Linked DNA regions of Homo sapiens: regions 1 and 2 are each linked to region 3. Evidence: chromatin contacts called from ENCODE Hi-C or POLR2A ChIA-PET data. All regions are on one chromosome and are shown on one strand. Each heading gives the region's core, a stretch centred on a gene start or an enhancer-like site at or near the end of the contact. The rest is flanking DNA. Distances are from core to core; before and after follow the strand shown. Region 1 overlaps EFNA5 (ephrin A5). Region 2 has its middle 300 kb from the start of EFNA5. Region 3 overlaps EFNA5 (ephrin A5).

Evidence for each region. A loop is a pair of places that touch in the nucleus more often than their neighbours do. ChIA-PET counts read pairs that join two places held with the same protein, here RNA polymerase II (POLR2A). Pooled maps may share reads with other maps.
Region 1: a loop to region 3 is called in a map of PC-9, with 8 times the contacts of the local background. The contact joins two enhancer-like sites. A Hi-C loop is called at or near these places in 6 of 168 maps with a recorded cell type or tissue (Calu3, MCF 10A, PC-3 and 3 more), 3 of 37 single-sample maps with no recorded cell type and 6 of 50 pooled maps. POLR2A ChIA-PET finds 5 or more read pairs at or near these places in 6 of 52 experiments (GM10248, GM12878, MCF 10A and 3 more).
Region 2: a loop to region 3 is called in a map of chondrocyte, with 2.6 times the contacts of the local background. The contact joins two enhancer-like sites. A Hi-C loop is called at or near these places in 1 of 168 maps with a recorded cell type or tissue (chondrocyte), 2 of 37 single-sample maps with no recorded cell type and 1 of 50 pooled maps. POLR2A ChIA-PET finds 5 or more read pairs at or near these places in 2 of 52 experiments (GM12878 and WTC11).

Annotation. Positions count from the first base shown.
Region 1 is chr5:107,387,035-107,389,882 of GRCh38, forward strand. It overlaps EFNA5 (ephrin A5), which reads right to left. Exons shown (of 5, transcript NM_001962.3): 3 at 672-737; 4 at 201-281. Among named protein-coding and RNA genes, the nearest start is that of EFNA5, 280 kb to the right of the region's middle. Within about 2 kb of position 1,262, at least 9 of the 41 ENCODE cell types and tissues checked have a DNase peak (open chromatin) inside an H3K27ac peak, as active enhancers do; they include PC-3, PC-9 and endothelial cell of umbilical vein, where a contact is called at or near this core.
Region 2 is chr5:107,364,567-107,367,475 of GRCh38, forward strand. No RefSeq gene overlaps it. Among named protein-coding and RNA genes, the nearest start is that of EFNA5, 300 kb to the right of the region's middle. Within about 2 kb of position 1,350, at least 5 of the 41 ENCODE cell types and tissues checked have a DNase peak (open chromatin) inside an H3K27ac peak, as active enhancers do.
Region 3 is chr5:107,424,476-107,427,275 of GRCh38, forward strand. It overlaps EFNA5 (ephrin A5), which reads right to left. Exons shown (of 5, transcript NM_001962.3): 2 at 2,742-2,800. Among named protein-coding and RNA genes, the nearest start is that of EFNA5, 250 kb to the right of the region's middle. Within about 2 kb of position 1,381, at least 6 of the 41 ENCODE cell types and tissues checked have a DNase peak (open chromatin) inside an H3K27ac peak, as active enhancers do; they include PC-3, PC-9 and endothelial cell of umbilical vein, where a contact is called at or near this core.

The DNA of each region.
Region 1 (2,848 bases), core at 12-2,511, 38 kb before region 3:
TTTATTTTACCTAACATGCATTGCACAAAGATACTGGAGGAATGAGGTAGAATATAAGTCATATTAGCATCGCTAGCAATGAGCAAAAGCAGAACAACAACTATAACATGCAAACATGCAGAGAAGAAGAAAGGAAAAAAATACGGAAGCACCAGAGAAATAGATGCATTTGTTAAAAGAGATTCTCTAAGCATACTAACCTGCTGGTTCTAATGAATTTTCTACTTTGTCGTTAACATCGAAAACACGATCATGAACACCTATAGTTTTCATACAGCTATCTATAACAAAAATAGAGATAACAGCCAAATATGTTAGTGAAGACACCCTTAAACTCCCATTTCTTTCTTTTTTCTTTCTCTCCTTTTTTTCTTTTTTTATGTAGATTGTCTTACAATCAATGGCATGTTCCAAATGCCAATATTGTTCCCATTTGCTCTGCATGTACAACAGTCTAAGAAACAACAAGTTAGCAACTGCTGTGTACTTAAGTAAAAGCATCATGAAGAATGAGAAAAAATATGATGAAAACTAAAATATGAATGTTGATATACAAAACAGATACCACACAAGATTTAACAGTAAAAAAAAGTTTTACCGCCGTGAACCAGACCACACAATAAAGCATGCGCGGTGAAGCCACCCTCTGAAGCTCATTCTAGTGAACTTACTTGTTGGTCTCACAAAGACTTTGAGCTTTAGACAGGACCTTCTTCCATTATCTGGGATTGCAGAGGCTGTGGGTAACACAGAGAGAGAGCAGGAAAGAAAGAAGAGAACAACAACATATTACTCTTCATTTTCACATACAAATGATGAACAATAAATTCTTTCCTGACTTGAACAACAGGAACTTTCTCTAATTCCTCCTCCAAATTAAAACAAACAGTACTTTTCAGGTCTCACTGCTATAGAAAGGCTACTTTCATATCCTGAGTTTCTCTTTTCAATACAATAAAAGAATCATGCAAGAATGTGAGTAATCTGTGAAGAAATACTTTGGATTTTTATTTCAAAGTCTCTTCCATTTAACTTGATCTGTTATCAATTTTCTCTAAATCGAGAGGATAATGTGTGAGCCCTCCAGCTTTCACAGAGCCGCTCCTCCTCTGCTGCAGGAAAAGGGGCCCAACAGAGGCCCAAGGTGAAAGTGCCGGCAAAAACCAATAACAGAGAGTTACAAGGCAGACTTAAACGTGACCTATTTCTGCTGGGGAAAGCAGAGCTTTGTCTGTACTGAAAGCTTGTCTGTCAGTGCTTTTGCAGGTAATTCAATTAGAGGTTTTACTCAGAACTTGGCTCTGCATTCTATATGACTAACCCAAGCCCGGTAACTTCCATCATGCTATTATAAGTACAATATGCTATTGAGAAAGTACTATGTTGCAACGGTACATGTATTTTTTTTTTCAATTTGCCACAGAGAAGGATGGAATTAATAAAGTGGGCTTACCAAAACATGACAGCATGTTTCAAGTTATAAATCACTTGAGGAAGAAACTTTCTTCTCCTTTTCAAGATAATAAGACTGTAAACTTTCCCTATGGTTGAAAGATTATCTCCCCTGTGTACACACAGCAAAATGTCAAAGGAATTTCCAAGGGCAGTAAGGCCCTTAACAACCACATGTATTTACTAATGCATCCTAGAAATGACAAAAATTACAGAAACGAGCGTCGCATACTTTCCTCCCTATGTGTTTGCTTCAAGTGGTTTCTTTGTTCAGAAAAAGCAGATGACATCAATCAAATCACACATGGCTTACAATTAGTTTGGCAATACCCAAAGTGACAAAGAGGGATCGGCATTTGGTGTGTCTTCTCTCTCCTTTATTTTTATTTTTAAATTATTCCTCATGGGGAGCTGAGAACACAAAAATGCTTCTTTTGCAGGTGAGAGGATTCAATATACAAACTTCCAAACAAATTTTACACAGTCTCCTTATGTAATTCTAGATCCAAGTAACCCTCCTGGAGGAGAACTTCTAAATTCACCAACTAAATAATGTCAAGTAGTATAGGGTCCCCAGTGTCCCTATTCAACACCTGTTGAAAACTACTTTAATTTTAAAACAAAAGTGTAGAGAAAAAGTGTTTTTGGTCCTCCCTATCTCCCCTGGTTGCTCTGACAAGCAGTTAAGAAGTGCTAACAGCTGGCTTTGCTGTAGGCTTTCATTAAATCATAGCCAGAAAAACTCCCTCTACTGACATTTACAGTAACTAGTGTGTTATTTAGGGCACAATATTTGCACTCTGCGGTTTGATCCAGGAAATGGTGTCCTTCCTGTGGACCTCAACTGCAAATGTGCATGTCACAAATACAGTACACATAGGTGACTCCAATTCATTAGGAAAACCACGGGTTCCTGAGGGAGTATATGTCTTATTCATGAGAGTTAGTGTGAAAAAAGTGACACATGGATGTTCACACTGCTGTTCAATGAATTTCTGAGCTGAGATGAACTCACTTCAAGCCTTGTGAACTTGATTTGCTACATGCACATAACTGACTTTACAGATGATACTGCTAGATAAACAGGCTGAAGACAGAATCAAATGCTTAATTGGTTTAGCGAGGAGCTTCTTGGATTTAGTACAGGTCTTTCAGATTTTTCTTTAGGAGAAATAAATCCAGGACATGAAAATTATTGTAGGGCACATGGCAATAACTAAACAGCAAACGATACGCCTCCAGGAAAAAACTGGAGAGTTCTCTCCATGAGCTCTCAAGGAGGGACACAGTCTTAGCTACTGGATGTGCTCCATACTTCTGTGAATTAAAAATATGAAATACATTTGTATTTAAATGACACATAAAATAAAAACCTCTCTTCCCTAACAACCTGCCC
Region 2 (2,909 bases), core at 100-2,599, 60 kb before region 3:
TTTTTTTTTTTGGTAAGCCTTGGCCCATCTCTTAAGAGCTCAAAGAATATGCCTGGGAGCAAAGGAACCACCAGCTCAGTTAGGTTGAAACCAGTTAGCCATTGTAGTACTACTTAGTGCTGTCTTGGTTAATTGATTAACTTCCCCTTTAAAATGTGTGTGTATTTTCTACATAGGTTTTTGGTTCACATTTGTTTTTCCCAGGACCTTAATACTTTCTATGCTATGATGGTCACCATTAGAAAGTAATTGCATGCCTGATGATGGAAATAATCAACAAAGATGACCACTGATGTGTCTCTACATGTCATGATTGCCTTAGGGTTTCAATTCCTGTATTTTTTTCCCCTCTCATCCCATGCATCCCTTCCCATGCTTCCTTTGTGAATTAAGATAAAAGGAACAAGAAACCAGGAAGTCTTCCTTCCACCTGACTTCTGACTACACATAACCACACAAACAGCCTATTTTGATCAGTTTCCTCCAGTCTCCATCATAGGTGTTTGATCTATAGTTTAGATACCAAGTCCTCGATAGTAGAACTCATGTATAGCTAAGCGCTACACATAGCTCTTGATGCAATGCAAGGACTTCCAACTGACCAAGTGTAACCATGACACACTGGTCAGAAGCAAGTCAGACTCAGGTTCCAGCTCCTAGTCCTAACATTGTGATGATGTGGCTATTACTGGACATGTGCATAAACATATTGTTGGAGGTGCTGGGAATATTGGAATTAGAATGTACCTACATGACCTCAGCTTTGGGTGGTATTAAAGCTTTTTGCTTTTTGTGATAAACAATAGGAGGCTGCTTATTTCCTCTAAGAGACTTTTTTGAGGTTTTTCTGACAGTAAGGTGGCACGGGCAGGGAACTTCCTTCCAAAGCCACTTCTCAGCCTCTGTTCTATGAGTTTTCTTCCTCTTCATTCCTGTCTTCTGCCTCCGTTCCTTCTGGCTGTCCCTCCTCTAGCTCTGCTTCTAATTGCCTGAGGAGGCACTGCAGGGTCTATCCTGTGGGAATCCAGTTTGCAATGACTCTTTTGGTCTATGAAACACCTATTATCGGTTCCTCAGATTTGAATACCTAGACAGATGTATGTGCTCCCTTAAGGGACAAGTACTGTGGCATGCGGAGTGTGGTACACCAAGCCTAATCTTCTGTTCTGTGGATGTTGGTGCTCAGTTGCTAGTCTTGGTTGACTGGACAATTCCCACGTAGCTTTTGCTTAATGTCTGAATCATTGGAAGGAGAAGGACTTTGGTCTGTCTTTCTCCTTTTGTAACTTCCTCTTTTTGCACTTTATGTGAGATTACGAGTGAGTGTGATTTCAGATGAGAAACACTTAACAGTGAGTCAGGGAGATGAAATTTCACTGAGATGCGGAACACAGGAAGAGAAAATGTGTGAAAAATCACGTTGACGGGGTTGTCTTGGTAGCTAGTAAAGCAGAGAAAGGAAATTCCCGCACAGCAGGCTTTAATAAAATTGGCAGGCAGGAATGTCACACTGTGTGAGAATATTGGTGAGGAATCTAGGGATGGAGAGCAAGTAAAGGAATCATAAGGGCCTTCTTATATTGGACATTCTTTCTCTGCACCTAATTTACTCTAAACGAGTTTGCAGATGAGAATTGTTTTCCCATGAATTTGCATCAGTAGATTTAAGAGCATGGATGCGCACACCCCAACACAAGGTGTCAACCAAATATTAGGCAATGTTATGGCTTATTAACGATTTTCAATCCAAGGATAGTTAATGAAGAGTGGACATTTATGTCTGTGTATAAAAAGCAGTATATGGAAACTCAAATTCCCAGTGGAAATAAAACAAGACATCGTCATTATTTAACAAAAGAATTCACCGTGTAATTCTATATAAGACAAACGCACTCACACATTCTTTAAGGACTTTAAAAATATCCTTTGATTTCCATGCAACTTTTCTGGACTTTTTATATCTACCACATAAAGCAAGCCTGTTACCGAGATAAATGTGGAAGTTCTATGTCCTTATTGCCTGGGTCACTTTACCAATGATCCACCACTTACTTATTCGTTTTATTAAATATATTCTGTCTTAAATCTATTGATGCAAATTCATGGGAAAACACTTCTTATCTGGAAACTCATTTAGAGTAAATTCGGTGCAGAGAAAGCATGCCCAGCATCAGAAGGCCCTTATGATCCCTTTACTTACTCTCCATCGCTAGATTCCTCACCAATATTCTCACACAGTCCGATATCCCTGCCTGCCAATTTCATTAAAACCTGCTGTGCAGGAAACCTACCAGTGTGTAAGATTCTTGAGAATAGACCATTGTCTGTTTTGTTCATGTACGTATCACAAATGTTTAGAACACTTGTGGCACATAGTAGGTGCTTCATAAATATTTACTGAATAAATGAATGAATGATCTTGGGAGGTCAGGGAATGTTCGCCTCACTTGATGAGTAAACCACCCAAGCCAAAGGCGGCAGCTAACCCAGAACTCCTCCACTTAACCCCCTTTATGTCAATGGCTCTCTTTGGAGTCACTGCCAGGTTTTGTGTGTAAGGAGGCATAATGCTCCCAGGGCAGGCTGCTGGGGACCAAGCCCTGGGACACACAGAGCATCCTGAAATGCCAGAGACCGGCAGAGTCACACTGGGAATTACTTGTCTTCAATACATAAAATATTGGTGGGGATGGCAACTTTAACATTTGCCTTTTAGAAAATTCTGTTGAAGGCCCTCCCCAAGTTGAAGTTGGTGGCCTGGGAGATAGTCATCAGCTTCCAGAGAGAGGACCCAGCAACTTTTTCCTCCACCAAGTGTTTTTTAATTAGTAGTTGGCTCAGAAAAGGCAAAGCAGCTACTTCTGCTGGAGATCCAAGGCTGAAATAAATACTGCTGTTAGAAGTGGAAG
Region 3 (2,800 bases), core at 131-2,630:
AAAGTGCTAGGATTACAGATGTGAGCCACTGTGCACAGCCAGCTTTCTTTTTTCTAGGGAAAGTAAGAAGAGATTTTAAGGCTATGAGGAGCTAAGAGGTACTGCTGTCCTAGCAAGAACATTCTGTAAAATTGACTGGTGGGCAGTGAAGCTTGTTCCTGAGATCAGCAATAGAGCATCTTGTAACGTAGTAAGTGTGAAAATAGCTATTTCCCAATCATCTTGTTCATTCCACACACATTAGGGAAGAGGAAAATTCAACTGAGGGCCAATTCTCCCCTAAGAATCCTTTAGTTTAATTATGACCACAGTACATTAAACGTCTGTAAGACAACCATGTTAGCTCTGCTGCTCCTGACTGCAGTGGTGGAAGAGAAGAAACCCTTTCATTACTAAAAAGACAGGGAAGGATGCCTTTGCGGGTCGAAAACATGGTTGAAAATTCAATTTAACTGAACACCAAGCCACTGTGCTTCTTGTTAATGAACATCTTTTTGCTGCTAATTTTGTGCTATTTTACCTTTCATTAAAAAAAGTAATTCAAGTTAAACTCAGCTGAACAGCAAAAAGCTCTTCATATTTTGAAGCATTTTGGAACAATTACTTTGACGGAAGCCCTTGACAGTTAAATGACTCCGTTAAATGAATGTTATAGAAGTCACATAATGATTTTTAGTGAAATATTGAATTTAACCACAAATGAGGAAAAACCAGTCATAAGCGCTATGGGTATATTTGAATAATAACATCTTGCTTATGAAGCTGAATGAATTCTATAATTTCTAATAATCAGGCAATCAACTAGTTAGTTAGTGGGTATGTTCCTCATCTTGGTGCTCTCTATTCATTTTTGATTTTTGCTTTTGCTGTTGTTTTTTTAATCTGAGAAGCCAGTAAGAAAATTTCAAAACTAGCAAGAATTTTCTCTTACATTGGTATAGTATTTTACAGTGAGACAACTAATGAGTTGCTGTCCCACAAATGAAGTCCTCCTCTTTCCTTTTTCTCATATGCTGAATGAGATTCTTTCACAAAGTAAAAAAGCAATAAAAGTCAAGAACATGCTGCCTGAGAAGTGTGAATTCACTGTATGCCAGTGCTTCCTGCATCTGTGGGACTCAATATTCCTTTTCTTGTTTTATGGATCAAATGTGAGATAGTATCAAGGCTTTTGCATGTTTTCTCATGACTAATGACTGAAATATGTACTGAAATAATAAAACTGGTACTGTTCAATTTCCTTTTTAAATTCAATTCCAATATAAGTGACAGTTATCATTGTGATGGTGAAATCTGACTTATTATAAAATTCTGTTTTCTGGAGAAGGAGAGGAGCTAGAAATCCCTGTAGACTTAAACCGTGTAAGTTGTGAGTGGGTAGGGACATTTGGACTGAAGAAATGAGTCAGAAAAAAGAATGTTCTTGTTTGTCTGGCAAGCTGGGGTGAAAGTCGATGCTAAGCATACTGAGTGGTATAACTTGGATCTCTACCCACTGTGTGTGGTTGCATTTCCTGATTCTTCCAAGCAGGTGAGGCACAACTTTCTCCATGTTCTCACTACTCCCTGAATTTATCTTCATCATCAGCAATTGTCGACTTATACTTTAATTGCCTATTTACATGTCTGCTCCCCAGTGAAAGGTCACTCCCTAAGAACAGGGAATATCTTTTCATCTTGCATCCCCCAGCATTTCTCAGCTCAGATTAAGCTGTCCAATAAATGTATTTTTTAACAAGTAAACTTTTAACCTCTTCAGTTGACAGTGAGAATACATGGGAAAGGCCAGATAGTTTAAATATAAATACTAGTTAAAGTCCAGATACACAACAAGCTGCTTAAAGTAGCTACCACCTATAATCTTGCTACTCAAAGTGTGGTCCACAGTTCAGTAGCAGCAGCAGCATCTGGGAGCTTCATACATCCAGAATTTCAGGCCCTGCCTTAAGACCTCCTGAGTCAGAATGCATTACAAGATCCCCAGATAACACTATGCACGGTGAAGTTTGAGAAGCATTTACCTATAACATATGATAGTAGGAGGTATGAAGAAGTGATGGGTATATAATGGAGAAGAAACAAGGCCAGGCATTCTGATTAATACAGAAGTCTACTGAGAAAGTTTTAGAGCTCTCCCAGGACAGAGTCACTCAATGCTCACAGGTCGGAAACTCGCTCATACCAGTTACCTTGGAACCCCTTCTAGACACTTCTTCACAAGTCTTTCCTGTTTAAAGACAGAGCTACTCTTAATAATTATCTTTTCTCCTTGCTGCAAAGAGAGTATTTATCGTCAACATGCTGACATGTCCAGGAGTTTTGGCTTCCTCCACTGAAAATGTGGAAGATTGAAAGGATATTGCTGACACCTGAATAAGAAATCCAATGACTCCAAGCTATGTAAATTTAATTATTTCCTTTAATTTTTTTTTCAGGAGTCTTTTTTTCTTTTCCTGAGCTTTGGAGAAGTCCTGGCAATTTTCATTTAAAAAAAATACAAGTCAGCAGTGGTTCAGTGAACAGGCTGACACGTAATTTCATAGGGGGAGACGCGCTCTGTCTTTAATCTAATTTGTGCTCTCAATTCCCAGCTAATGTATCTAGGGATCCTGATGTACGCATTTACAAGGAGATATCTGTAATGCAGAGTCCAGCTCTCTGCAATTCTCTGAAACATGGGTAAAAAATTAGTCTGGGTTCTTGCAGCTGCCCTACAACACGATAAATCTCTATATACTCACAGATGTAGAAATATTCTCGGCCTGGCCTGAATTCAAATCCTAGAGAAAAGGGAGTGAAG